Regions from separate parts of the Homo sapiens genome. Here region 1 is linked to region 2. A link is a loop called in an ENCODE intact Hi-C map of the cell type or tissue named here. Cell type or tissue: sigmoid colon. All regions are shown on one strand. Each heading gives the region's core, and the rest is flanking DNA. Links, peaks and the distances in the headings are about the cores only.

Evidence for each region. A loop is a pair of places that touch in the nucleus more often than their neighbours do. Peaks named below come from ENCODE experiments on the same cell type or tissue, not always from the same donor. Only the 100,000 strongest peaks of a DNase experiment are listed, where the experiment ranks them.
Region 1: it touches region 2 in a loop (2.1-fold over the local background); 13 of 110 quality-filtered maps call a loop at or near these places.

The regions. Positions count from the first base shown.
Region 1 is chr5:172,040,554-172,054,128 of GRCh38, reverse strand. It overlaps STK10 (serine/threonine kinase 10), which reads left to right. Exons shown (of 19, transcript NM_005990.4): 18 at 1,087-1,200; 19 at 9,107-12,050. The coding sequence ends at 9,247. Among named protein-coding and RNA genes, the nearest start is that of FBXW11, 41 kb to the right of the region's middle. In sigmoid colon, for the core only: a CTCF peak has its summit at 1,412; a DNase peak (open chromatin) is centred at 1,468.
Region 2 is chr5:172,089,085-172,104,854 of GRCh38, reverse strand. STK10 (serine/threonine kinase 10) reads left to right here. Exons shown (of 19, transcript NM_005990.4): 8 at 8,295-8,429; 9 at 10,895-11,443; 10 at 14,493-14,623. Among named protein-coding and RNA genes, the nearest start is that of FBXW11, 90 kb to the right of the region's middle. RefSeq lists an enhancer at 2,223-3,009. In sigmoid colon, for the core only: no CTCF peak of the experiment used is centred there; DNase peaks (open chromatin) are centred at 1,384 and 1,794.

The DNA of each region.
Region 1 (13,575 bases), core at 420-2,919, 50 kb after region 2:
GGCCCCAGGAGCTGGTACTTGAAGCCCCCTTGTGGGGACGGGGCTGATTCGAACCTCAGGAACTGCTCAGGCTGTTGGACCCATCGGGCAATTTCTGGAGAGGTGGGGAGGCATGGAGGAAACATTCCAGGTGTTGAGGCCTGCCCGGCACGGCTCTGCTGATTACCACTGTGTGACTTTTGGCCAAGCCATTCACCTTCCGCATCCGTTTTCCTATCCCTGCCTCGGGTGATCCCTGCCTCAGTGTGAGCACTGAGAGAGCCCGTATGAAGTGCCGAGCACAGCTCCTGGCAGGCCACAGGCATGCAGCGCTGCTGCGAGTATTACTTCTCACTCAGCCAAGTTCTAAACTCCCAGAAGCCTCTAGCATGAAACCCAAAATGAAAATCTCCCAAAGGATTCTACTTTTCCAACCCAGTAGGGTCGTGGTATCTGGATAAAGGCACTTCCCCCTGCTTTATAAGCTCCTCATGACAAGACTGATTCCCTGCAAGAAATCAACAGGGACTTGTCACTGCTGCCTATGAGAGAGATTTACATTTTGTAAAGCAGATAACTTACCTCAGAGAAAGAACAGCGAGGTTAGAAGAGTCTCACCCATGTCAGTGACCCTCATTCCTTGCCACAGATCTCCCTGAGGAAATTATATGTGAGACATACAGAGTATCTTAGCTCGGGCTGCCATAACAAACCATGATGCTTTAATTAACAGAAACTTCTTTCTCACAGTTCTGAAGGCTGGAAGTCTGAGATCAGGGTGCCAGCAGGGTGGGGTTCTGGTGAGGGCTCCCTTCCTGGCTTGCGGACAGCTGCCTTCTTGCTGTATCCTCACAGAAAGTTGCAAATTTACTATACCTCCCCACCACAGAGTTAATAAGAACTATTAACATATTCTGGACTATTCCTCCAGGCACTTCTTGGTGCATGTGATTTACGTATAGAGTTTGAATAAATGGGATTTATAGTCAAGAAGAAATAATAAATGAACGATGCTGGTGCCCTCGTAGCCACAGCGTGAGGTGTGTCTCAGTCTTCAGGGCCTGCGTCTTCTGATTTCTCACCTGTTCTGCCTGGAATCTGTTCCAGAATGAAAAGTGCCACCTCCTGGTAGAGCACGAAACCCAGAAACTGAAGGCCCTGGATGAGAGCCATAACCAGAACCTGAAGGAATGGCGGGACAAGCTTCGGCCGCGCAAGAAGGTAACTTTATCCGAGCTGGTGGGCTCAGTCTCGGGCTCTGCTCTGTGCCATGCACAGGCCTCTGGCCAGGACATGTTAGGTCTCCTTATTTTGGTGGACTCTTGCTTTGTGGCACCATCAAATGGATCTCCAGCCTGAGAGAGAGGGGAACTTTCTAACCCTTTGTGGCTGAACGCCCTGCAGCTTCCACCTCTGGAAGGGCAGCCTCTTGTTTAGCTCCCTCTCATGGACCGAAGGACTCCTGCCATGTGTCCACAGAGGACGCTGCAGTGAGTCAAACCAGCCACGCTGCTGGGCCAGAAGCCCAGCCTGTGGGGATTTTCTCTTAGAGGAAGTTATTCTGAGGAGTCAGAACGCAGCACAAGATAAACTGCTTGCCAATTTAGTTTTCTGTTGCTGTGTGATGAACTGCCACACACTTAGCAGCTTAAACCAACGCCCGTTTACTCTCTCCTAGTGATGGAGTTCAAGAGTCTGGGTGGGCTCTCTGGGTTCTCTGCTCAGGGTCTCACCAGGCTGCAATCAACGTTGTCAGCGTGGCTGGGCTCTTAGCTGAAGTTTCTGGGGAAGAATCACTTCCAAACCCATTCAGCTTTCGACAGAATCCAGTTCCTTATGGCTGTAGGTCTGAGGTCCCTGTTTCCTTGCTGACCTCAGACGGGTTATTTTCTAGAAGCCACCGGCACTCCTTATCACGTGGCCTCCTCCACCTCAAATAGCCAGCATGCATTCAGACCTCCTCGTGCTTTGAATGTCTCTGATATCCCTTTCTGCCACCAGCTAGAGAAAACCCTTTTGTGCTCATGTGATTAAATCAGGGTCACGGGATAGCCTCCCTGCTTGCAGGAATGATACCACATTCAGAGGTTCCACCCACACGCAGAGGAGCGGGGAGAGTTATATGAGAGAGAGTCACAGGGGTCATTTTTGAATGGTGCCTGCCATACTTTCACCTTCAAACCCCATGCCCTCGCTCAGTCCCACATCTTTCTTTACTGCCCTGTCTCTCTCTTTCTCTGCGAAGCCCTGTCACAATTTCTTCCTCCACCCACTGAGAAATTCCTTTCTCAGCCCACTGCAGCCGCTGCTGGCATGGTCAATACCAACATCCTGGTGGCTGACTCGCATGGATACGGCTGGCTGGACTTGACCTCCTGGTGGCAGCCAGTGCTGCCAGTCACTCTCTTCCTCGCCTGCCTTGTCCTCCTAGGCCCACCTTCTGCTGGGTTTCTTCTCTGTCACTAGCCCCTTTGCAACGTCCCTCGTGACCCATCTGTTGATTTCTTTATTTTATTTTTTATTTTAGAGACAGTTTCACTCTTTCGCCCAAGGCTGGAGTGCGGTGGTGCCATCTCAGCTCACTGCAACCTCTGCCTCCTGGGTTCAAATGATTTTCCTGCCTCAACCTCCTGAATAGCTGGGATTACAGGCACATGCCACTATGCCTGGCTAGTTTTTCTATTTTTAGTAGAGACGGGGTTTCACCATGTTGTCCAGGCTGGTCTTGAACTCCTGACCTCAAGTGATCCGCCCCCCTCGGCCTCCCAAAGTGCTGGGATTACAGGCGTGGGAACGTGGCTCTCTGCAACCTCTGCCTCCTGGGTTCAAGTGATTCTCCTGCCTTAGCTTCCCGACTAGCTGGGACTACAGGTGTGCACCACTGTGCCTGGTGGAGATATAATTTTTTTTAAATATTGTATAATGAAATGTGTCAACTTTTGGAAGATCTGCATAACTCAGTAAACCAATATTTTCTAAGTGACCAATGCATGATGTTACAGGATCATGGCTGGAGCAAAGTTACATCCAAGTGCGAGAAAGACCAGCGGATTTTTTTTTTTTTCCTGAGACGGAGTGGCGCTATCTCGGTTCACTGCAACCTCCACCTCCCAGGTTCAAGCGATTCTCCTGCCTCAACCTTCCTGAGCAGCTGGGATTACAGGCACCCGCCACCACTCCTAAAGTGCTGGGATTATAGGTGTGAACCCAGGAGTTCGAGACCAGCCTGGGCAACACAGTGAAACCTCATCTCTACAAAAAATACAAAAATTAGCCGGGCACAGTGGCACATGCCTGTAGTCCCAGATACTCTGGAGCCTGAGATGGGAGGATCGCTTGAGGCCAGGAAGTCAAGGCTGCAGTGAGCCATGATTGCACTACTGCACTCCCGCCTGGGTGACAGATTGAGACCCTCGCAAAAAGAAAAAAAAAAAAAATTGAGAAGCTGTCAAGTTCAGGCTGGTGGACACAGGTTTTCCAAAGTTCTCATTTTTGCTTGAATGCTCAAATTTTGTCATTGGCAGTAAATATCCTTAGTTTGTTTCCCTTGACGTGATCAGCTCAGTTTGTTCATTTTCAAGAGAGTGTTTGCTAAATACCCATATTTGTCAGTAATTTTTTTTTGAAATGGGGTCTTGCTATGTTGCCCAGGCTCATTTCGACTACCTGGGCTCAAGCAGTTCTCCTGTCTCAGCCTCCCAAGTAGCTGGAACTATAACACATGCCACCATGCCCAGTTGTGAGTTGTTTTTTAATCAAAATGATATTCTGCAGAATCAAGTGGCGAGTTCAGCCCACAACTCAAGATGATTGCACAAGAACAATACCAGGCACAAGAACAGGATCTCTAGACAGCCATCATGCTTTGACCGGCAGCAGGCGGGCCTTATGCATAGTTCTCATTTCCTCACACAGGACGTTAAAGGGCTGTGACCTTGAAGGTCAGGATTTAATAAAATGAACCATTTGTGTTGCACCATCAAGGTGATCTTAAGTGCAATTGGCTTTATTGTTTTAATTGAAAAACTTTCTAAAATACTATGAGTGGGCCTGGCATGGTGGCTCACACCTGTAATCCCAGCACTTTGGGAGGCCAAGGCGGGTGGATCACCTGAGGTTAAGAGTTCGAGACCAGCCTGGCCAACATGGCGAAACCCAGTCTCTACTAAAAATACAAAAATTAGCCAGACATGGTGGTGCATGCCTGTAATCCCAGATACTTGGGCGGCTGAGGCAGGAGAATCACTTGAACCCGGCGGGCAGAGTTTGCAGTGAGCCAAGATCTCACCACTTCACTCCAGCCTGGGCGAAAGAGTGAAACTCCATCTCAAAAAATAAAAATAAAAATAAACACATGTGAGTGCACGGTGGTGAAGAATACCCATTCAGTTAGGAGGGGCCATTGTCTTAATCCTCCAGAAGCTCCAGAAGTTTTACCCATCATTGCTTTTGTACCATTAGCACCAATATCAAAACAATGAAAAAGCAAACTGTGTCTTAGCAGGAAACTAGAGCTTGCTGCCCCTCCCCCACCCCCAGAAAGCGTTTTGGGCCCCCTAGGGGTTCGTGGACCACACTTCGAGAACTACTGTTCTTGCCTTATCTCCCGTGAGTCTCATCCCCGACTTGTGCTCTGAGCAGATTTCAGTACCCAAATAGATCTCCATGCCATATGCGCTTCCCTCGTTCCCTGCTGGGCTTTTGCCCAGCCTGTTCCCCTTGCCAGGAATTCTCTACCCACCAGCCTTTGCTTGGCCAACTTCTGTTTGTCTGCATTATTCAGGCCTCCCCCACGGAGGCTGTATGGTGTCTTCTGGGCTCCCCGTCCTTGCCCCTGTCATGGTGTTTATCACATGGGATTGCATTTGTGTGTCATCGTTAGCTTGATGGTTCATTCGTTTGTGTATTAATGCAACACATATTTCTTGAACACCTGCTAAGTGCCCCACGCTGTTTCAGACTCTAGAGACACTGCATTGAACAAAAGGGACAAGTCCATGCCCTCCGGAAGAACCGACCTTCTAGTAAGGGGCCAAGAAGCAGGGAGGGAAACAGCATGGGGGGGTCACAAAGTGAGGCTGCTTCAGACGGTGTGGCAGGAAGATGTCGTCTAAGAAGATGACATCTGAGCCAAGATCTGAAGGACCTGAGGGAGGGAGGCGTGCAGCCGTGGGGGTTTTCAGGGGGACATTCCCAGCACAGGGAAGAGCAACTGCAAAGGCCCGGACACCTTGCTCGTGAAACAAGGAGACCCCTGCGGCCGGAGAGAGTGGTGGTGACGGTGGGAGGTGATAGGAGGTAAAGTCAGAGGGGTGGGGGGCCTGCGTAAAGTCTGGCTTTTACTCTGTGTGAGATGGAAGCCACTGGAGGGTTCTGAGCAGAGGACAAGGTGGTCTGACTCATGTTTTGAAAAGGATCCCGCTGGCTGCCCTCAGGGGTCAAGAGTGGAGGCAGAGAGACCAGTCAGGAAACCATTGTGATAGCCTTGGTGACTAATGATGGCAGCTTGGACTAGGGTGGTATCTTGAACTAGGATGGTATCAGAGGTTGGGGGAATTTGTCCATTTCCTCTCTAGCTGGCACTCTAGACGTTCTTGCTGGTCACCAGCTTTGGGATCTTGGGCAAGCCATCTTCCCCGCTCTGGGCCGTATTAGTCTGGATTCTCTAGAGAAACAGAACCAAGATAGAGAGAGGATGTGTGTGTGTGTGTGTGTGTGTGTGTGTGTGTGTGTGTAGGGAGAGGGAGAGGGAAATTGATTTAGTTATTTTAAGGAATTGGCTTACACGATTGTGGGGGCTGGTAAGTCTGAAATCTGCAGGACAGGTCAGCAGGCTGGAGACCCAGTTGTTGTTGCTGTCTAGAGGCAGAATTCCTTCTCTCTTGTTTTCTCTGAAGGCCTTCAACTGATTGAGGCCCACCCACATGATGAAGGGTAATTTGCATTACTCAGAGTTTACTGATTGAAATGCTAATCACATCTAGAAAATACCTTCATAGTGACATCTAGCTGGTGTTTGACCAAACAGGTGGATACCGTGGCCTTGCCAAGCTGACACATAAAATTAACCATCACAGAAATCAGTCGGGCACAGTGGCGCATGCCTGTAATCCCAGCTACATGGGGGGCTGAGGCAGGAGAATGGCTTGAACCCGGGAGGCGGAGGTTGCAGTGAGCCAAGATCGCATCACTGCACCCCAGCCTGGGTGACAGAGCAAGACTCCGTCTCAAAAAAAAAAAAAAAAAAAAACCCAAAAAACATGGGACCTCAGTGTGGTTATTTGTACAGTGAAGCTATCAATACTGCAAGGTTATGTCAGAAGTTGCCAGCACATAGTACAGGCCAAGGACATACTCATTCCCCTAAACTCTCTGAGGAGAGAACTGCCCAAGTTACTCTTAATCTCATGCCCACGGGTCCTGAAGTCCTGAGGTTTGTTCTGCCATCGTACATCAGTTCTGCTTACTGTAACTGTGGTCTGGACAGGAGGCAACTGCCCATCTCAGCTGTGTGATGGCCTTGGGAGTCCTTGAATTGAGGCCTCCCTCCCTGCGCTCATGGAGCTTTCTGGCTGGAAGCTGGCCAAGATCCCAGACTTCCTGTTAGGCCCACGCTCATCAGTTTCTGTAACCATGGTCTGCTGGGACTTTCCATACTTGACAGTCAAGTCAATAATGTTCCTGCTGACATAGGTTGGTTCTGCAATCAGGAAATGAACGTCCACCTGGTTCTCTTACCTGGGGGTTCTATACCCTTGGCCTATCCTGAGAGAGTTTGAAAATGAATGATCGCGTTTCCTCTAGCTATTGCCTTATGTCTCAGATCGCTTCAAAGAGGGGCCTGGGCTCAGGGGAGGCACCACGAGTGTGCAGTTGGGAAGCCAGCATTGGACTTTGCCTGTGGGGGCTGCCTCTTTGCAGAATTCTTTATAGAATTCTTCTGTCATTAGCTGCTTGGGTTTCTGCTGGAACAATGACCCGGAGGTGATGATTTTCATTCGAGAATAAATGGTCTTTTACATTCTTGCATTACGGTCAGCAGCCTGTGAACCCCCTGCCTTGTATGGAGGCAGGGAGATGATTGTACATTGTGGAGTATTTTTAGAAAAATTCAGATGTATTTCGAGTAAGTACGGAATATCTGGTAGAGTCAATGAAGTGTTGCTTGGGTCAGTGTTCACACAGAATGTGGCCTCAAACAAGTCAAATCTTCCCTCCTGAACCCTGGCTTTTCGGGCTGTAAAATGTAGATAATATTTATTTCCTTAAAGTAGGTGTTAGCAAACCACTGCCAATGTCCTAATCTGGCCCACCACCTATATTTGTAAATAAAGTTTTATTGGAACACAGCCATGCTCGTTCATTTACAGATTGTCTGTGGCTGATTTTGTACTACAGTGGCAGTTGAGTAGTCACAATAGAGACCAAATATGTCCTGCAAAGCCAAAAATGTTTACTATCTGTCACATAACAGAAAAAAGATCGCTGACTCTGGCGTAAGAAGGTTGTATTGAGAAATATATGTGGTGGGTAGAACAGAATAATGCTTAAACAGCCCAGGCTTTGGAGTCACACAGGTGGGATGAAGTCCTAACTCCTCCATTACTAGTTGTGAAACCTTGGGCAAGTTACTAAACCATTCTGTGCTCAAAAAGTAGTAGCTATTATTATTAAATTGTTGGTATTCCTAGAGCAGAGGTCCCAAACTGATAGCCTATGTGCTGGAATTGGCTTACAGGCATGGTATGTTTGGCCAACATAGTGATGTAAAAAAAATTTTTTTTTTTTTTTTTGAGACAGAGTCTTGCTCTGTCACCCAGGCTAGAGTGCAGTGGCACGATCTCGGCTCACTGCAACTTCCACCTCGCCTCAAGTGATTCTCCTGCCTCAGCCTCCCAAGTAGCTGGGATTACAGGCACACACTACCAGACCTGGCTAATTTTTGTGTTTTTAGTAGAGATGGGGTTTCGCCTTGTTGGCCAGGCTGGTCTTGAACTCCTGACCTCAGGTGATCCGCCCGCCTTGGCCTCCCAAAGTGCTGGGATTACAAGGCTGAGACACCGCACCTGGCCTGTAAATTGTTTAAAAGATGTCCACTTTTAAGTATATAAGGAGATTTTACATTAAAATCTTGATTTCCAGTTTCTTTAGAAAATCCTAGGCCAGGCGCGGTGGCTCACGCCTGTAATCCAAGCACTTTGGGAGGCCAAGGTGGGTGGATCACATGAAGTCAGGAGTTTGAGACCAGTCTGGCCAACACGATGAAACCCCTTCTCTATTAAAAATACAAAAATTAGCCAGTCATGGTGGCAGGTGCCTGTAATCCCAGCTACTGGGGAGGCTGAGTCAGGAGAATCACTTGAACCTGTGAGGCTGAATTTGCAGTGAGCCAAGATAGTGCCACTGCACTCCAGCCTGGGCGACAGAGCAAAACTCTGTCTCAAAAAAAAGAAAAATATTTCTGGTAGGATCCAATTTACCTAGATAAACTTGCTTGTGCCCAAGGGAACCTCCCGCAGTGCTTTTCAACTAGAGCTCTCCTCTGAGTTACCTGAAGAGTTTGTACAGTACAGAAGGCCTTGGTCCCACCACAGATCTTCAAAATCCGAACCTCTGGGTTTAGGCAAAGGCACGTGTATTTTGTTTTTGTTTTTGTTTTTGTTTTTGAGATGGAGTCTCGCACCGTCGCCCAAGTTGGAGTGCAGTGGCGCAATCTCAACTCAGGCATGTGTATTTTGAAAAAAAAAACTTCTGACATCTCTGCTTCCTTTGCTGCTCAGTCTCTCTCCATCTTCTCCCTCGGGTTTTTCTCCAGTCATTTGGCTGTTTTCCTGCCAGGGGATTTGCATCTGCTTTTTTTTCCTCCCTGCCCCGTCTAGATTGACATTTCCCCCAACTGTACCCTTCAGTCCACAGGGAGCTTCTGAGTGGCGGTGGCAGGAGGTGGTACTTACCTCCTGTGGGAGGAGCTCTAGGGTAGGAAATAGGGAAGCCGTAGTTTCTCAAGCACTGAGGCCTGGAAGGGAATGTTCCAGAGAAGGCCATGTCAGTGGGGGTCCTGTGAGTGGGAGACCCACGTGTGGCCTGCAGATCTCACCAAGTGCCATCCATCCTCTCTCTTCCCTAGGCTCTGGAAGAGGATCTGAACCAGAAGAAGCGGGAGCAGGAGATGTTCTTCAAGCTGAGCGAGGAGGCGGAGTGCCCAAACCCCTCCACCCCAAGCAAGGCCGCCAAGTTCTTCCCCTACAGTTCTGCGGATGCTTCTTAACAACCGCCCGGGGCTGTGGCTGGCAGCTTGGTGGGCCCCAGGGCCTTCTCCTTCATTCTCTGTGAACATGTAACTCAGGACCCCTTTTCCCTCTTGCGTCTGTGCCAGCTCAAATCCAGCCCCTCGCCCTGTGCCACCCCAACTGTGCCTGATAGACCTGCCCCAGCGTTCCTGACTTCTTGCTGGCCTGTGGAGGGTGAGGTGTAATTATTTGTCACCTGAACCTAATGTATATTCTCCTTGAGCCCCAGATCCCTTCAAGCTGGAAGGGATGGGGCTGTTGGTGGGGTCAGGGTCCAAGAGGAATGGGTGTTCTGTGGCCTCGAGTCCTCTCCTGTTTGCGAAAATACCAGTTTTGCTCTCTGTGGGACAAAGCACTGCTGATGAAGTCCCCGTGGGCTCATCCGGGCTGGAATTCTTGGTTTTTCAGCCATTCCCTGCAGAGTCACTCAATCATCAAGTCCCTCACAGCCATTTCTGTTCCCAGAGGAGCCAGGCCTGCAGCTGGCTGCTCAGGAGATGGCCTCATTCCTCCTGTTCTCCCAGTTTGCTTTCCACTTAAGACAAAGCCTTGTCTATGTGGGGGGCGGGGACCGGGGAAAGAGGGAGGCTGAAATGTTTATTCTGCTTCTCCCGTGTTTCATGCCATCTCGCGTCCCCCTTCCTGCACATGGGTGTGAATGCACACACATACGCGTACACACAGGACTTGGTCTGCTGGCCTGGCCTCTTCTGCCCAGGTGGGTTGGAACACGTTTGCTGCCTGAGCCTGTGCCACTGAGCATGTTAGGTGGAGCAGTTGGTGTGGCACGTGCGGGGTGTTGGCACCGGAGGCATGGAAAAGCACAGGCTGTACTGCCAGGCTGCGATGCGTGCTGGCCCCCGCACAGGCTCCTGTGTGCAGGGACTGATTCCTCAGCACACGAGGCTTCCACAACCCAGTCTGCTCCATAGCACTCTGGCCCACCCTGTCTGCAGGTGAAACAGGAGGGCTGTTTGCCTCTGCCCCATCCCCCCGACTGTGTTCAGGAGTCCCACCTTGCATTTCAGACCTGGGCTGGCAGTCTGTTGGACTTCTCTTCAGGAAGAAAAAGCATCAGGGGGAAATGGAATGCCCCTGCCCCAGGAACATGGCAGAAGCACAGGTTCTGTACCTCAGATGGACTCCTGCTGGGCCTTCGGGGTCTCAGTTGGCTTCCCCCAGATTCTGATTCTACAGCTGCAGAATGTATATAACGCAATAAAAGCAAATGTTTGAACCAGTATGCGGGTTTACTTACAAGGAAACCTTTTTTCACCCTGATTTCTAATTATTTTATTGAAACAACTATAAAATGTATGGTTTCTCCAGGAAGATATCTGCTTTTTAAAACAACAAACAAGAACAACAACACAAAACTGGTAATGATTTGGAGTAATCATGCGGGCATATTGAGTCTGGGTAGTGTTTCGCTGGTGGTAGAGTGGTTGAGACTTCCTGGGAGGACTTTTTCCGCCTTCACTCCTACAGATTTAAGATTCTTTATTTTTAGGCCGGGCATGGTGACTCACCTGAGGTGAGGAGTTCGAGACTAGCCTGGCCAACATGGCAAAACCCTGTCTCTACTAAAAGTACAAAAATTAGCCAGGCGTGGTGGTGCATGCCTATAATCCCAGCTACTCGGGAGGCTGAGGCAGGAGAATCGCTTGAACCCAGGAGGCAGAGGTTGCAGTAAGCCAAGGTCACACCACTGCACTCCAGCCTAGGTGACAGGGCGAGACTCTGTCTCTCAAAAAAAAAAAAAAAAAAAATTCTTTGAGACAGGGTCTCTAATATGTTGCCCAAGCTGATCTCAAACTCGTGGCTCAACTGATTCTCCCGCTTCAACCTTGAGTAGCTGGGACGACAGATACATGCTACTGCACCCAGCTAGGTTAAGGTTCTGTATACTCTGTCTTTCTAAAGCAATTCCCTGGAAATTTTCTCAACATTGGTTATAACTGAATGCTTGGGAAGGGAGGGGCAGCCCTTCAACAGGAAAAGGGGACTGCCCAAATCTTAAATGCACAGTCAAGATTCTCTTGGAGCTAGCAATGGTTCTCAGGTTAGTGAGCATTTAGCTTGCCTGCTGCAGAATTTGACCCAGATGGGGGTGTTTTTTAGGTCTCTCACAAATGAGACAAGCGAAACAATTGTCTCCTTTTATTCTCTTTGGTGCATTGGTGCTGGGGAAACATGAACTAGCGGCAGTGTAACTGCAGAACATAGACCCAGTTCTACCAGGCCAGGCCAGCGTTGGGAACCACCAGACAGGGCTGCTTTGGGCTTTGCTTACAGTATTTCCATGTGTAGCCTGGCGTGTGAGAAAGTATTAGGTGAAATGCCAGTTTCATGGTTCAGGTGAAAGTCTGTGATCATTCCCCTCGTGGCTCGTCCTTCACATCACTTTTGCCCTTCAAGGAGTTGCCGCGTCCCCGCTCAGTGCCGCCTGAGCCCTCAGAGCTCCCCTGTGCTTTTCTGGATGGGGACTGGCGGGGTCACCTAGCCTCACCGTGGAGCCACCGTGCAATGCCCATCTCTGAGAGGCCCACGCGGTATTCCTCGTGCCCTGTGTTAGTGCTTTCTGTATAAGGGACAGACAGAACTGGGTTTTTTTCCTCTGTCTGGTTTTAGAGTAAATGTAACTAACTTTTATTTTCCCTTTATGAAAGATAGAAATTATTTTTATGTAGTTTCCAGACTTTATACAAAATTTTTGTAAAATGTTCTCTGGAAAGTTAACTACAAGAATGTAAATATGCTTCTAATAAAATAACAAGGTTATTTGCCGTTCAGGTTGTTCTTTTGGATTGGGGTGGAAAGCAGGGCACACTTAACCATACTCACCCGGCAAGAAAGGGCTTATCTTCCAAGTACGCAGGTGCCTCCCAGGTCATACGGCAGCTCAGACTTCGGGTTTCTCTTTGGAAAGACATTATGCTTGGCTGAGAGAGAGCATGTCATGGGGCATGTTCTCTACAGACATTTAATATCATTCTCATTTAACAACAAACATTCATTGACCCCAAAAAGTTTTCACCTGTTAATGTACTGAATCCTTTCAACAATCGGAGGAAGACACCATCATTCCCATTTTATGTATTTATTATTTTTTTAGAGACAGGGTCTCCCTATCACCCAGGCTGGAGTGCAGTGGCATGATCATGGTTCACCGTAACCTCAAACTCTTGGGCTCAGATGATCCTCCCACTTTATCCTCCTGAGTAGCTAGGATTATAGGCATGAGCCACGGTGCCTGGCTTTTTTTTGTGGAGACAGGCGACAGGGCAGGGGGGATCACTATGTTGCCCAGGCTGGTCTCAAACTCCCGGCTTCAAGCAATCCTCCTGTCTCAGCCTCCCAAACAGCTGGAATTACAGGTGTGAGCCACCCCCCACCACACCAGGCTCATTCTCATTTTCTAGATGAGGAAATGGGCACTAGGCAAAGGGAAGGGTCAAGCCAGTTCTCAAAACACTGTAAGTGACGCCTATAAGGTTCAAACCTGGACCTTCTGCCAGAGGTGTTTCTGGCATACCTCCCGTGTCTCACTCAACTGCCACTTGAACTAATCAAGGGTCGTACAGATGCCTAGCCACTAGCCATCCCTGCCGTATTTAAAAGAATCTGTCTGCCATGCCTCTGAAACACGATTCAGGCTTTCTTAACTTTGGGTCCATAGACTCTTCCCACAATGGATCCATATGTAGAATTCAGGGTGTCTTGGTATCTGGATGGCAAAAGATTTGGTCTTTAGTTTTACTACAAACTGTAGTAGTATTAGCAGTAGCTGTGACTGTCACCAGTAGAAATCCCAGATATTTCATATCACATTGCAGCTGTGGTAGAGATCTCAAAATATTTTTATCACTTTGAAATTACAGTAGCTATTAGACCTATTACTAGATCTTGTTATTTAACGTGCATATGTGTATATACATCCATATATCACATTACATGGGCATATATATCACATACAAAATATATACAGGTTTTCCAGTATTTTGTTACCTGTATTCCATATGATTGGTTTCATTTGTAATCTATGTGCTTTATATTACACACTTGAAAATATTATTCTGAGAAGCCACCAGGCGCAGTGGCTCAAGCCTGTAATCCTAGCACTTTGGGAGGCCGAGTCGGGTGGATCACTTGAGGTCAGGAGTTTGAGACCAGCCTGACCAACATGGTGAAACCCCGTCTCTACTAAAAATACAAAAATTAGCCAGGCGTGGTGGCACACCTGTATTCCCAGCTACTCGGGAGGCTGAGGCATAAGAATGGCTGGAACCAGGAGGCAGAGGTTGCA
Region 2 (15,770 bases), core at 673-3,172:
GCACCCCCTGCCTGGCACAGACCAGAGTTCCAGACTCTAGAAGGAAAGGAGGTATTCCACCTAAGCCATATTGTTTGCAGAACAGTTTAGGCAGAGCGGGCCACTCTTATTAGTTAATGGTGGGAGCCCTCTCCTAGTTTGCAGAGACCAGCTGAGGATCCAACCTTGTTAGCGGCCCTTTCTGAAGCTTGCTGTGTTATTTTCTGCACACAGGGTCCTGCAGGGCCTTGCAAGCCAGAGCCAGGTCCTGGGCTTTATCTGTGCATTAGGGGAGACACAGCATCGACATCCATTTACAAGGGTCTTCCTGCCTTCTGGCTGCTGTATGCGGGATCAGGAGACTCTGAGCATCTCATTAGCTGGCTGTACTGCCTTAGAATGGGCAGGTGGATAATGGTTTCCTTGAAGCTTTTTGAACTATTGGAGGGAGCTGTGAGCCACTCTTTGCCTGGGCCCATGCCTCGAGTTAGGGCGTCATGGCTGGAGGCTGGGTGAGGTCGGTGTGTCCACAACAGTGTTCTGAGGGCTGTGCACAGCACTTGCCCGGTCATTTGCAAATCTGCCGACCAGTGTCCCCATGTCACTGCCACTGATGGAAGAGGGGGAGGAATGGGCCTGGGTGATGCAACAGGGCTGCCCTTTCACTGCCGTGTCGGCTCCGGTCCTGCCCTCAGCATGACAGCCTTAGAGGTGCAGTGGCAGGAAGGGGAGGAAGGCGCCACACCAGGCACTTGAGTCTTTGTATTCACCCAGCTTTTCCCAGCTTCCTACTGTGTGCCATGCACTGGGCCTGTGGTCGGCATTCTGAGCCACTGTGCGTCCTTCTGGGGTAGCAGCTTAGTTATTATGAGTGTGAGCTGGGGCGGGAAAGTCCAGGGTTCGACAGCTCTGCCATTTACTGGCTGTGAGCCCCTGGGCAAATGGCTTAACCTCTCTGTGACTTGCTTGTCACTCTGAAATGGGAGTGAATAGCAGCAGTCCCCTTACTGGGTGGTTGTGAGGATTAAATGAAGAGGTACTATGAAGCGCTTAGCTTAACTCTTAAGCACAGTGCTCCAGGAATGCTTGATGCATAGGACTGAGGTATTTATTTTTTTAAAAATGAAAAGAACCAGAATGCAAAATGAGGTCTATCTACTGCCGGGGGTGGGGGGTCACAGTTGTTCCTTTTACATTTCTATAACGTATTTGAAAGCAAATTTCTGGAGTGCCCAAAGGCCTCATTTTCTGGGTATTGTTGGGAGTGGGCTGGGGCCCCCCGAAGTGGGTGGGGTCGAGTGGGGCTGCTGTCACTGTCCAAGCCGCTTGGGGCCAATTGTTTCCTGTAAGAGGCACCTCCTGCCCTGATACATCCGGCCTCCAGGACATTCCACGGAGAGACCAGCTGTCCCCCATCCCCATATGGCAGCTCCGGAGCTGCAGCCTCAGCCAGGAATTTCCGCTCCATACTTGGAAAAAATGTCCTGCCAGAGGATTCTTACCGTCCAGCAGAAAGGGTTGCAGAACAAAGGAGCGATCTCTGGAGATGAATAAAGCACCTTTCACGCCTGTGCTGCTGCTGGCTTCACCCACGCGCCTTTTCCTCTCCAGTGAGAGAGGGTGGGCATGGCATTACCCCCTCGGGAGGACACCGGGATCAGAGCAGGGAGGTGACTGGCCCCAGGCCGCTTGGCTTTGAGTGACAGAGGTGGGCCCAGATCTTGGCTTCCCAGCCCCCACCTCCAGTGCTGTCAGCCTTCAGGGTGTCTACCGGCTTCCAAGAAGTGCCTGGCTCTCACGTCTCCCTGTGTCCCGCCCTGGGCGGAGTGATTCACGCCCCCATTGGTTTGTGATTCATTCATTGACTCCTGCAGACATTCTTTGGGCCTGGACCAACTTGTGGTTAGTAACCAGGCTCTGAAATCAGACATGCCATGCCCCGCCCCCCCCACCCAGAATCTGCATGGTTCTCACTCTGTGCCTCAGTTTCCTCATCTGTAAGATGTAGAGAGTGCTGGCTGCACAGGATTGTGTGAGTGAATGAGATTTTGTATGTAACATTTTTAACATACAGCTGTCACATGTGAGGTGCTGAGTAGATACTGGCTGAATTTGCTCTTAAACCCGTCCACTCTATCACAGCTGCTCTTGTCAAGGTTGTCAGCGGTTTCTGTGCCATGGGTCAGCCTTGGTGTTGGTCTCACTGAACACATCAACAGCACCAGCCCAGTCGATCTCCTCCTCCTGTCGGCACTCGACCTCCAGGCCTCCACACACCCTTGGTCATAAGCCTCTCCTTCTCCGTTGCCTTTGCTCGCCCCCCTTTGCCCCAGCTCATTAGTGTGAGAGTGCACAGGGCCCTCCCTCCATCTCCACGCACCCAGCGTGCAGCACTCCCAGCTCCATGCCTCGGCCCGCGTCCAGCTGTTGACTCCCCGGAGGTCCAGTGGGCATCTCACACTGAACGCTGAGCACTTGGATCTTTTCGCCGACGTGCTCCACCACTGGCTTTCCCATCTCGGCCGATGGCAGCTCCACCCTTCCAGTGGCTCAGGCCCCAAACCATGCAGGCACCCTTGCTCCTCTTTCTTCCACACTCCCTAGCCCACCTATCAGGAAATCCCGTTGTCCCTGCATTCGGTACGTGCCTAGACTTCAGCCTTTCCCACCCCTCCATTGCAGCCACTACCTGGGCCACCACCACCTCTCACTCGGGCTGCTGCCTCCTCGCTGGTCCCCTGCCCTCTCTGTTGGGTCTGGGCTGAGCACAGCAGCCAGAGTGAACCTTCTCAACAGGGGCCAGCTCATGTCCTCCCCGGGCCAAAGCTCCCCAGTGGCTCCCGTTTCACTCTAGGGAAAACCCAGAGTCTCAGGGCCCCTTAGAGTGCTGTGTGATCCGCCCCCCCCACCCTGCTGACCCCCATCGCCCCTCTCGCTCCCACACTCCAGCCTCACTCTTCTCCAGCCTGCCCAGCCGCCTTGCTGTGCTCTGAACACGGCATGTTCCTGCCTCAGGGCCTTGGCACTGGCTGTCCATGCCGCCTGGAATGGCCTTCCTCCGGATCCCTCTGTGACTGACTCTCCCTCTTCAAGTCATTGCTCTAATGTCAGCCTTGTGGTGAGGCCTCCCCCAACCACCCACATGAAATTGCAAACCCACTACACTCCCCACATTCCCAGTCCCCTTTCCCTGCCCTACTTCTTCCTTCTTCCATGGCACATGGCACTCAGGATATAACTTGCCTGCTTATTAGGTTTGTTGTCAAGCTCCCTGCCCGGCATGTCAGTGCCCTGAGGACAGCGTCTTTGTTTTGTTCGCTGATAGGTCCCAGGAACAGTGCCTGGTATATAGAGAGCCCTCAGCAAATATTTGCTAAATAAATTGACTTTTTTTTTTTTTTTTTTGGAGACGGAGTCTCGCTCTGTTGCCAGGCTGAAGTGCAGTGGAGCTATCTTGGCTTACCGCAGCCTCCACCCCCTGGGTTCAAGTGATTCTCCTGTCTCGGCTTCCCAAGTAGTTGGGATTACAGGCATGCACCACCACGCCTGGGTAATTTTTGTGTTTTTAGTAGAGGTGGGGTTTCACCATGTTGGCCAGGCTGGTCTTGAACTCCTGACCTGGGGAGATCTGCTTGCCTCAGCCTCCCAAAGTGCTGGGATTACAGGCGTGAGCCACCACGCCTGGCCAAAATTGACTTATTTTTACCTAACAAACTGTTACATAACCCTTTGTTCATGCCAGGTACGATTATAAATACTTAGCAAATGTCACCTAATTTAATCCTCATACCAACGCTCTGAAGTAGATGCTGTTCAGCTCTCTGTTGAGCAGATGGTAAAACGGAGGCACACAGCAGTGAAGTAGCTGGCACAAAGTCACACAGCCTGTAGGCCACAGAGCTGGGTTCTGATCCTGGTCCTCGGGTTCAAGAGTCTGTGCTCTTGACCTCTCTGGTAAGCTGCCTCTCCGAATGAATGAAAGAGAGAGGGAGGGAAGAAGACCAGAAGGGAGAGAGGATTGAAAGAGATGCCAGCGCCTGAAAACTGCGAGCATTATTAGGTGTTTTTATTCTTATTTTTATTTTTTTTGAAATGGAGTCTCGTCGTGTTGCCCAGGCTGGAGTACAGTGGCCTGATCTCGGTTCACTGCAATCTCCGCCTCCTGGGTTCAAGCGATTCTCTTGCTTCAGCCTCCCGAGTAGCTGGGATTACAGACGCCTGCCACCACACCCGGCTAATTCTTGTATTTTCAGTAGAGATGGGATTTCGCCATGTTGGCCAGGGTGGTCTCGAACTCCTGACCTCAAGTGATGCACCTGCCTCAGGCTCCCAAAGTGCTGGGATTACAGGTGTGAGCCACCATGCCTGGCCTTTTTGGCGTTTTTTAAAGCCCATCTTGGAGTATAGGACCCCTCTGGCTGATGGTTTCTAAGCACATAGAGGAAAAGTAGGCTTGAGTTCTTGGAAAGGACATCTGTTTAGATGGCAGGGGAGGCCCTGGCTAGAGAGCAGCTGCCGGTTGCCTTTTTCAGCAAAGATGGCACTGAACAGCCAGCCGGTGCCTCTTACTGGGGGGAAGGACTGGGAGGTCAAGTTCCTCTGTGATCTAGCCTTCCACTGGGGACACGTGTGCCCAGACCAGCCTACCTGGTGCAGGCTAGGATTCTCCCTTGCAGCATAGCCAGGGCGTTATCTCTCTAATGGGCCTCTAAACACATCTCTGGCGGCAGAGGAGCTGATGCCGTGGTGGAGGTGGTCTGTGTTTTGTGTCCCAGAGCAGTCTGTAAAACAGTGTTTGGGCCTAATCAGCCATAGGACGGGTGGCCCTGTGTGCCAGCCTTGCTTGCTCTGGTGCCTGGCAGAGCTGCCCTCCTCACCCACCCATCACAGACTTTCTTCCCCATGGCCCTCCTTCCTCCTCCTAAGGACGCTGGGGTGGTCAGGGAGGCAGTGGGCAGATGATTCTGCCTCAAGAAAGCAGAGTTCCTGGCCGTGCTGAAAAGCCACTGATTTGATCAATACATGGGGTGCCCCGATGAAAACCTGGTGTTTCCAGAAGCCCCTGCCTGTGTTTATTTATTTCTGCCGCGTCTGCTTCAGCCACTGCAGTGAAGCGTCCTGTGGCGTTTCGCTCAAGTTCACTTGTGTTAGATTGCGCAGTGTGGAGCTTAGGAACCTTTGGGATCTTGGTTCTCACCTTTGGGATCTTGGTTCTCACCTTTGGGATCTTGGTTCTCACCTTTGGTTCCAAAAAGCTGTGCTCTGGGGGCATGTGGGAGGGAATAGGAGTGGCTAGGAATGCAAAACAGGCTTTTCTTTTTCTGTTATTGTTTTTGAGACAGAGTCTCCCTTTGTCACCCAGGCTGAAGTGCATTGGCATGATCTTGGTTCACTGTAACCTCTGCCTCCCGGGTTCAAGTGATTCTCCTGCCTCAGCCTCCTGAGTAGCTGGGATTACAGGCATGCACCACCATGCCCAGCTAATTTTTGTTATTTTTAGTAGAGACAGGGTTTCACCATGTTGGCCAGGCTGATCTTGAACTCCTGACCTCAGGTGATCCACCGCCTTGGCCTCCCAAAGTGCTGGGATTACAGATGTGAGCCACTGTGCCGGGCCATAACGGGCTTTTCTGATTGTGCTGCTGCTCCTGCTGCTGACGGGGGTGATGGTGGTGATGGTAATGGTCATGGTGATGGTGATGATAGTGGTGATGGGTGTAATGGTGATGGTGATGGGGATGATGGTGGTAATGATGGTGATAGTGATGGTGGTGATGGTAATGGTCGTGATGATGATGTTGATAATGATGGTGATGGTAATGATGGTGGTGATGGTGGTGAAGGTGATGGTGGTGATGATGATGATGGTAATGGTAATGATGGTGGTGATGGTAATGATGGTGGTGATGGTGGTGAAGGTGATGATGGTGGTGGTGGTGATGATGGTAATGGTAATGATGGTGGTGATGGTGGTGGTGATGGTGGTGAAGGTGATGATGGTGGTGGTGGTGATGATGATGATGATGGCTGCCATATCTGAGCATTTACCATAATGCTTATAACAGCTGTTCCTAATATATAGATGAGCAAACTGAGACTCAGGGTTAAGTGACTTGCCCAAGTTGGTGGAAGCTGGATTTTACCAGGTGCCTTGGTTCTAGAGTCTACAGCCAGCACTCTTAACTGCATGCTACTTTGCCTCCTATGATTAGTAAACCCTTAACGCCCCACTCAAGACCTCTTAAAAGTACAGAGCAGCCAGAATGACATCTCTAAAGGGTAGTAGTGAATATCACTGCTGCACTGCAGCCTGTTGGTGGCTTGTGAGGACAGTCTCTGTGGCTCACCTGCACACACGGCCCATCCTTCCTCTGCATCCTGTGTGTCCCACCATCCTGCCCGTCTCATGGCTCCTGCCGCCCAACAAGCTCAGTCCAGTCTCAGGGCCTTCTTTGTACCAGCTGCTCCCTCTGCCTGGAATTCTCTGTGCCCAGATCTTTCCCTTGGGTCTCAGCTTGAATTTGACCTTGAATGAGGCCCCTCTGCCTGCAGACTTTAGTCTCCACCACCCTCAGCTATACAAGATCTGGAATTCTCTTGTTTATCATTTGAGCCACCGCGCCCGGCCAAATGAACTGTTTTAAATGAACAAACAGATAAGAATGATTTGTGATGAACATATACGTTCTGAATGTGTTTTCCAGGTGCTAGAAATTTGTTTTTTAGTCGTTTAAATACTTCCCCAGCAATCTTGTTGACACTTCCTCCCCGGATAAATTGTCTGAGAGTAAAAACAGTGAATTTCATCAGAGCCTTCCTGTATATTGTAAATGAGCAAATTCTAGCTTCATGATGCCTCCCACCCCACCCCATCATTCCTTTCCCAGTGGCCTTCGGTGAGCGTGGTGGGTTGAGGAATCCCACATCCCTGGCTATACCCGGGTGCCCTCACTCAGGATACCTCACACTGACTTAATATCGCTGAGACCTTTTGCTTTGGCGTTTTGCAAGGTCCGTAAAAGAACATTCACTTTTAAATAAGACTCTGACATTTGTATAAAAACCTAGAATAGAACATACACCACTCTGCCTCAAGATCTTGTATTTCCTTTCTTAAAACCAAACACATATGTCCACCCAAAGACATATACGAGAATGTCTCTTGCAGCTTTATTCATAGTTGCCAAAAATGGGAAACAGCCCAGATGTCCAGCAGCAGCAGGATGAATAAACAAACTGTGCCGTAGTCATACAGTGAGACCCTGCACAGAAATAAAACAGGAACAGTTTACTGAAATAGGCGACAATGTAGGTGAATCTCACAGTCATGACGCTGAGTAAAGGAAGCCAACGCGAAAGACTGCACACACGATGCTCTGTTTCTAGGAAGCTGAGGAGCAGGCTCCCGAGGCTGGCGGCGTGGGAGTGGGGTTGCCTGCCAAGGGAGACGGGAGCCTTCCCCGGTGATGGAAATGTTCTGTATCTTGAGCTGGGTGGCAGTTACGGTGCGTGCATATATATGTAAAAAGTCATTGAGGCTGGGCACAGTGGCTCACGCCTGTAATCCCAGCACTTTGGGAGGCTGAGGCGGGTGGATCACTTAAGGTCAGGAGTTTGAGACCAGCCTGGCCAACATGGTGAAACCCCGTCTCTACTAAAAATATAAAAAATTAGCCTGGCGTGGTGGCACATGCCTGTAATCCCAGCTACTTGGGAGGCTGAGGCAGGAGAATCCCTTGAACCTGGTAGGTGGAGGTTGCAGTGAGCCAAGATTGCGCAACTGCCTTCCAGCCTGGGCAACAAGAGTGAAACTCTGTCTCAAAAAAGTCATTGAGCTTTACAACCTGTGAACTTTGCTGTAGGAATGTTATTCCTCAACAAAATGTATGTAGCATATTTTATAAAACTATATATTAAAACCTTTTAAAAAGGAAAATAGACACCCTCCCTTGCAAACACGGCTTGAGCCCCTACTTTGGGCTAAGCATTTTCAAGTGCATGATCTCATTTAATCCGCATGACCTCCCTGTGGGTTCATTGTTAACGTGTCCACTTGAGAGATGAGGAGCCTGTGGCTCAGAGAGGTTAAGTGACATGCTCAAGGTCACACAGCCGCTGAGAGACACAGCTGGGATCTGCCCTCTTTCCAACACACTTGGGACTTTCCAGGCTGTCTCTGGGTCTCCAAGTTCATGTGCACATTTTGCTCAGGAATGAGGCTGGCCTTTTCTGCCCCGGGGGTGAGCTCCCCCAGCCTCTTCCACCCCACCGTGACCCCAGAGTGGTTCTAATCTGGGTGCATCTTGCCCCCTCAGCATCCCTTCGTCAGCAGCATCACCAGTAACAAGGCTCTGCGGGAGCTGGTGGCTGAGGCCAAGGCCGAGGTGATGGAAGAGATCGAAGACGGCCGGGATGAGGGGGAAGAGGAGGACGCCGTGGATGCCGCCTCCGTAAGGCCAGGGAGAGTGGGGCTTAGCGGGGGCTGGGAGGACAGGATCTCAGCTGGCCCTGCTGGTGTGGGAGGGGCAGGGAAGGCCAGGACTCTGGCTCAGGCAATTTATTGCCAGCTCAGAGGTTGCAGACTCCCACGCTGCAGGTAACGTAAGATGGCATGTGGGCCGGGGTGAGGCAGCAGGGGGTGTTGGCCAGATCCCGATCCTGTGAGTTTTCAGGAGATACCAGAGATCTAGATTTTCACATGAAATCTTCCAATTTTTAAAAGTTGGTAACTGATTCATGGCTTCCCATCCTTTGTTCCTGTCACAGCTCACATACCAAATGAGACTGTTTTTAGCTCATTTTGGGATAAATATGGGAGGCTGCATATGGCCACAGGCAACACCCTGGCCCCCCTCTAGCTGCCCTCAGTGCCAAGGGGACCCATGTCTGGGCACATTTGGAACTCTTTTGCAGCTTCAGTGCTTGCTGGATTTAGATTGAAATTAAAGCTAATTTAAATTTGTAAAAACCCTGTGAGCCAAGGAAAACATGTCTGTGGGCTGGATTCTGGCCCAAGCTGTTGCTCCGTAATCCCTGGCCTTACTTGGGGAGGCCTCTTCCCAGGGATAGGGTGGCCATCCCGGTGGCTCCCTGTGCCTAGAGAAGCAGGGGCTGGACTTACCCATCAGGGGATGGAGCTGGCCCACATCCTTGTGCTGTGGACGGCACTGCAGCTTCCTCAAATTTAATTCAGTCCTGGGTGGAGCCTGAGGCTGGCGCAGACCCTCACCAGGGTGAAGAAGGAAAGCCCGAAGGGCAGGGCAAGCGGAATCATCACAACCACCCCCGCCATGCATGGAGCCCCTGGTGGCTGCCGGGCCCTCTACAGCTCTGACACAGGGTAACCAAGCTCCAGCTTACAGACAGGAAAACTGAGATCGATACAGTGAAGTGGCTGGCTGAGCCGATAGATGGCAGGGCCAGGGGTGGATTTGGAGTAGGAGAACCTCAGTGGGGCCTGGCTCCAGGAGGAGGTAGAAAGCGCTCACACCTGGCCTCATTGTCTGCATGCAGGAGGCTGATCTTTGTCCTGTGGGTATTGGGAGCCCCGAAGGGTTTCAGGCAGGGACTGGGTATTGGGGTGGAGGTGACAGAATCAGATCTGCGTTTTTGAGCCATCACTCTGGGTGTTGACTAGAAGGTAGATTGGAGTTGCTTCCACCAGCTGCCATAGCTGAGGTTAAAAACCGGTGGCTGGCAAGACCCAAAGGAATACTTATAGTATAAATCCATTCATACCACGTTTATAAGCAGGCACAGCTCATCTGTAGCACTTAGAGACCATAGGACAGTGACTATGTCAAGAGGTGGGAGAGCATTGCCACTGAGAAGGACGGGGCGGCAGGGGATGGCCCTCTGGGGCAAAGCAATGTCCCCTCCTGACCTGGAAAGTGGCTACATGGATACTCACTCTATTCACCAAGTTGGATGTTTATGTTTTATACACAGGAAGAATGTTCTGTTTCACCTTAGCATAGCAACATTTCCAGTACTTTCCACCCAACAAAGACTCTAAAAAACAAAAATGAAGCTGAAAACTTAGTGGCCACAAGGGCTGAATCCAGTCCCCAGACAGGCTTGGCTTGGCCTTTATATGATTTTTTAAAAAATATGAGTTAGTTGCCACCTAAAAATTAAGAGATGTCCATTAAAAACCTAGATTTCAAACTTGTCTTAAAAAATTGGAAGGTTTGGCTGGGTGCGGTGGCACACACCTCTAATCCCAGCACTTTGGGAGGCCGAGGCGGGCAGATCACTTGAGTCCAGGAGTTTGAGACCAGCCTGGGTGACATACTGAAACCCTGTCCCTACTAAAAAATGCAAAAATTAGCTGGGTGTGGTGGCATGCACCTGTAGTCCCAGCTACTCGGGAGGCTCCTCGGGAGGCTGAGGTGGGAGGACCACTCCCAGGTGGGAACCCAGGAGGTGGAGGTTGCATTGAGCCAAGATGGCACCACTACACTCCAGCCTGGGTGACAGAGCAAGACCCTGTCTCAAAAAAATAGATAAATAAATAAAATAAAAAATTAAAATTAAAAAACTGGGAAGGTTTGGCCACAGGGGAGCCATTTTCCCACATTGTCACAATTGGCTGGAATGGAGCGGCCACTGACCCCTCCCTGTGGGCCATGAGCTGGCCAGCTGGCCACAGCTGCCTCCTAGCAGGAATAACAGCTATTACATTCAGCTGAGATTAGAGATAGTGAGGAGATTGCCATGCCTCAAAATAAGTAGTAATTGTATTACGGTTAGGCAATAGGGAGTGCTGAAGACTGGCTAGGGAGATATCTGCTCTCCTTTCTTGGCGCTGGCCCACTTCATCTTGAGGGTGTCTGACTTTCTCCACTGCATCTCTGACTCTTGCCTTGAACATACAGCAGCATGGCCTTTAATATATATATATATATTTTTCTAGACCCTGGAGAACCATACTCAGAACTCCTCTGAGGTGAGTCCGCCAAGCCTCAATGCTGACAAGCCTCTCGAGGAGTCACCTTCCACCCCGCTGGCACCCAGCCAGTCTCAGGACAGTGTGAATGAGCCCTGCAGCCAGCCCTCTGGGGACAGATCCCTCCAAACCACCAGTCCCCCAGTCGTGGCCCCTGGAAATGAGAACGGCCTGGCAGTGCCTGTGCCCCTGCGGAAGTCCCGACCCGTGTCAATGGATGCCAGAATTCAGGTAGCCCAGGAGAAGCAAGTTGCTGAGCAGGGTGGGGACCTCAGCCCAGCAGCCAACAGATCTCAAAAGGCCAGCCAGAGCCGGCCCAACAGCAGCGCCCTGGAGACCTTGGGTGGGGAGAAGCTGGCCAATGGCAGCCTGGAGCCACCTGCCCAGGCAGCTCCAGGGCCTTCCAAGAGGGACTCGGACTGCAGCAGCCTCTGCACCTCTGAGAGCATGGACTATGGTACCAATCTCTCCACTGACCTGTCGCTGAACAAAGAGATGGGCTCTCTGTCCATCAAGGTAACACCGCCTCTGCCACCACGGGCTTGCAGCAAGACCATTGCAGGATGTTCTGTGGCTCCATTTTGGTTTCAAAAGCATTTAGGGGCTTCCTTGCATTTTAAGTGGTTCATTAGGGGGTTTTGGGTTTGACTCATAGTTTAATCTCCAAAATATCTGGGTTCAATATGGGATTTAGGAATGTAAAGCAGTTGGTTTGGGTTTAAATTTCAAAGCTTGGTAAAAGGCCCTGGTAAAATTTGGGAGAGAGAACTCTTAGGCCTTAGCTACAAATGAAGTTCTGTCATCCAGAGGTCAGCCACGAGACCCAGCTGATAACTGGTAAATCCAACTAAAGGAAACAGCTCAAAGCCATCTTCCCCGCCTCCGGGGCCTTTCTGGAGGTGGGCAGTGTTGCGAATGACGATAGCCACCGCACTAGAGGCCTGGGCTTGAGGCGAACCCTGTACAAAGTGCTTTAAAAAGAACAGACAGGCTCCTTCATCCTCTCACTTTACAGATAAGCAGATGGAGGCTCAGAGAAGTGAGGAGCCAGCCCAGGGCCAGGTAGGAGTGGGAAGATGGACAGACCCCAGGCTCCAAACTCTAAACCTTCCCAGTGGGAGCCATGGCCTCCTTCTTAGGGAGCTGGAAGGGGCTGACTCCTTTCCTGGCCTCCCCGATAAATCCCGGGGTGTTACTAAACTCACCATGGGTCACCTGACCCTCTACCCAAAGCTCATTTTAGAGGAAATACTGTATGATTTTGTTTTTCCTTCCCAAATGTACTTGGTGAAAAACACGCAGTAGAGACTCGAACATATTTGCTAAGCAAAGGGGAGTGACAGGAGCCGCAACGGCCAATCAGCTTTAGGCAGGGAAGGGAAGCACAGTTCCAACAGGCCACCGGGACAAGCATGCACAGCAGCTGTTACCTGTGAGCAGCGTCTTCCTTAGGACCGGCATCCTGCCACTTCTCTTCCTGAAGACACTGAGTGAAAAAAAGGTGTTTTTATTTGTTTTTTTAATGAGACAGACCCACCTAAAGCAGGGGCTCCCCTGCTCTTCTCAAGGCTGTGGAGAATGTTTCTGGTTGACTGCATTGCGTCAGGGACCTCAGGCCGTTCTCATGAGAGTCCCCCGCTGTGCCGGCACCCCCTGGCGTGACTAGGAGCCTGTTCCTTCAGGGATGGAGGCCCCCTGGCCAGGAGCAGTTCTCAGCAGAGGGCTGTGGCTGTGGGTGCCCTTTCTTCCCCTCCACTCTCACTCCTGCCGGCCTCTACTTCTCACTGCTGGCCTGACCCATCCTGACTGGGTCCTGGCACATGTGAGCTGGTCACCGTAGAGAGATGAGAGTCGGGCATGCTGGGTCCATGCTGATGCTGTCCAGAGCCCCTGGGCGAGGTGCCATGGGCAGGAGACAGGGGCCCAGACCTCAGGGAGCAAAAACAGTCTGCCCCTCTCGACTCAGCAGGAGTGGAGCTCAGCATAGATTTCAAGGGGTCAAGAGACCTGCCACGCTGGCTCCTCACTCCTCTTTCAGGGGCTGGGAGGCCCCGTGTTAGGAAGGCAGGGCTGGGCTACACCAAAAAGAGTCTTTGGGCCGGGCGCCGTGGCTCACACCTGTAATCCCAGCACTTTGGGAGGCCAAGGCGGGTGGATCACGAGGTCAGGAGTTCGAGACCAGCCTTACCAACATGGTGAAACCCTGTCTCTACTTAAAAAAATTAAAAAATTAGCCGGGCGTGGTGGCGCATGCCTGTAATCCCAGCCACTCAGGAGGCTAAGGCAGGAGAATCACTTGAATCCGGGAGGCAGAGGTTGTGGTGAGCTGAGACTGCGCCACTGCACTCCAGCCTGGGCAACAGAGCGAGACTCCATCTCAAAAAAAAAAAAAAAAAGAGGCTTTGAAACCAACCAAGAGGCCAGAGGCAGTGGGCAGAGCGGGAGGGTTATGGGGACACCTTCAGAATCAGAGCTGAGAACTTCCAGAGGGTACCACGTATTATGACACACAAACACCTCCAGGATCCCAGGTGGCACCTGCACAATCACTTGTGGCGTGTGCGATTACTCACAGGAAAAGATGACGATTATGCGTAATCTCATGGTGACTCCTAGCAGGTGGGGAGTTCAGGCCAGGTCAGCTTTGGCTACCAAACCAGTTATAAAAACAGCCTTTGGTTTTCGGGCTCCTTTGGATTTTGGCACCATGCGCGAGGATTGTGTGTGGTCTGCAGTAATAACTGTCAGAAAGAAATGCTAAGCATGGAACACAGGCCGGGAGTGGGCACTGCTCTGTGTGCCTGCCATGTGTTCTCTCACTGAATCTTCACAACCACCCTGGGAGGCAAGTAGTGTGACTATCCTCCCTGAACAGGTGAGGAAGCTGAGGCTCAGACAGGACAAGAGGCTGGCCCAGAGACACAGAGCAAGTAAGTGGTGCAGTGAGGGTTAGAACGCAGCTCTTTTTTTTTTTTTTTTTTTTTTTTTTTTTAGAGACGGAGTCTAGCTGTATGGCCCAGGCTGGAGTGCAGTGGCGTGATCTAAGCTCTCTGCAAACTCCGCCTCCTGGGTTCAAGTGATTCTCCTGCCTCAGCCTCCCAAGTAGCTGTGATTACAGGCACCTGCCACCATGCCTGGCTACTTTTTGTATTTTTAGTAGAGACAGGGTTTCACTGTGTTGGCCAGGCTGGTCTCGAACTCCTGACCTTGTGATCCGCCTGCCTCGGCCTCCCAAAGTGCTGGGATTACAAGCGTAAGCCACCGTGCCTGGCAAGAACGCAGCTCTTTCTGACACCATGTCCTGGATGCATGAGAGGTGCTGGCAGCAAGGTAGGGGAGGCCTCAGCACAGTTTCTGAAGGCTGAGATCAGGGAAGAGCAAGGGAATAAGCTCAGAACCCCCAGCTCCTAGGTTAAGTTGAGGCAAGAGGGACGATGGATGGCCACATCTCTCTGGGGGTGGTTCTGAAGCTGTGGGCCCAGCAGAGCTGTGGCCTCACCTGCTGCGACAGCCATGGGTCCTTAGCTGAAATGCTGAGACTTGTCTAATGGTTTTCCCTGGCCAGGACCCGAAACTGTACAAAAAAACCCTCAAGCGGACACGCAAATTTGTGGTGGATGGTGTGGAGGTGAGCATCACCACCTCCAAGATCATCAGCGAAGATGAGAAGAAGGATGAGGAGATGAGATTTCTCAGGCAAGCCTGGGAAGGGCCACCAATGGTGGTAACAGGGTGGGGCTATGGTAAGAGGAGTGGGCATTGGTCCTTTGGTGAGAGGGCTGTCTGTCTACAGCATGAAGTGGGGGAATCAAGGAGGCAAAAGGAAACTCATTTTGCCTGCGATCCTGCACTCCCCCATCTACCCAACCGTTCACCTATCTATCCACTCATCCATTCATTTATTCACCCATCTATCCACCTACTCACCTATCTACCTATTCATCTATCCACCCATCCGTCTACCCATCCTTCCACCCACTCACCCCTCCACCCATCCACCTATCTACCCACTCAACTTTCCATCCATCCATCCAACTGTCCACCCATTCATCTACCTATCTACTTAATCATCCATCCTTCCATTCATTTATCCACGCATCAATCCACCTACTCACCTGTCTGCCTATCCATCTATCCACCCAGTCATTCACCCATCCATTCATCCATCCATTCATCCACTCATCCACTGATTCATCTACCCACTCACTCACCTTCCATCTATCCACCTAACAATCCACCCATCCTTCTACTCACTCACCATTCCATCCTTCCCTTCATCTGCCGAATTATCCATCTGTTTATCTATCCATCCACCCAATCACCCATCCGTCCATTTTATCCTTCTATCCATTTATCTACCCATCTATCTATTTACCTACTCCCTATCTACCTTTCCGTCTGTCCACCCAATCATCCATCCAGTCATCCATCCACCCACCCACTCATCTACCCATTCAGCCTTCCACCTATCTACCTAACCATCCATCCATCCATCCATCCATCCATCCATCCATCCATCCATCCATCCATCCATGTATCCACCAACCCACCAGGTTGGAGACAAGGTGGTGACCCAAATAGATAAGGCCATTGCCCTTGTAGAACTTACACCTAATGGGCCAACATACAGTACACAAGATAATCCCTGATTGTGGTACATGCCATGAAACAAGTAACAGGTGACATGATAGTGAGTGCTTGGAGTAGGGGAGGCTGCTCCAAGGGAAGCCCCTGAGCCAGGCCTAAAGGATAAGGGGAGGAGAGCTGGGGGAGCCCAGGGGAAATTGCAGTTGCTGAGGCCCTGAGGGATAACTACTCAGCTTGTTTAAGGGACTGGTGGAGG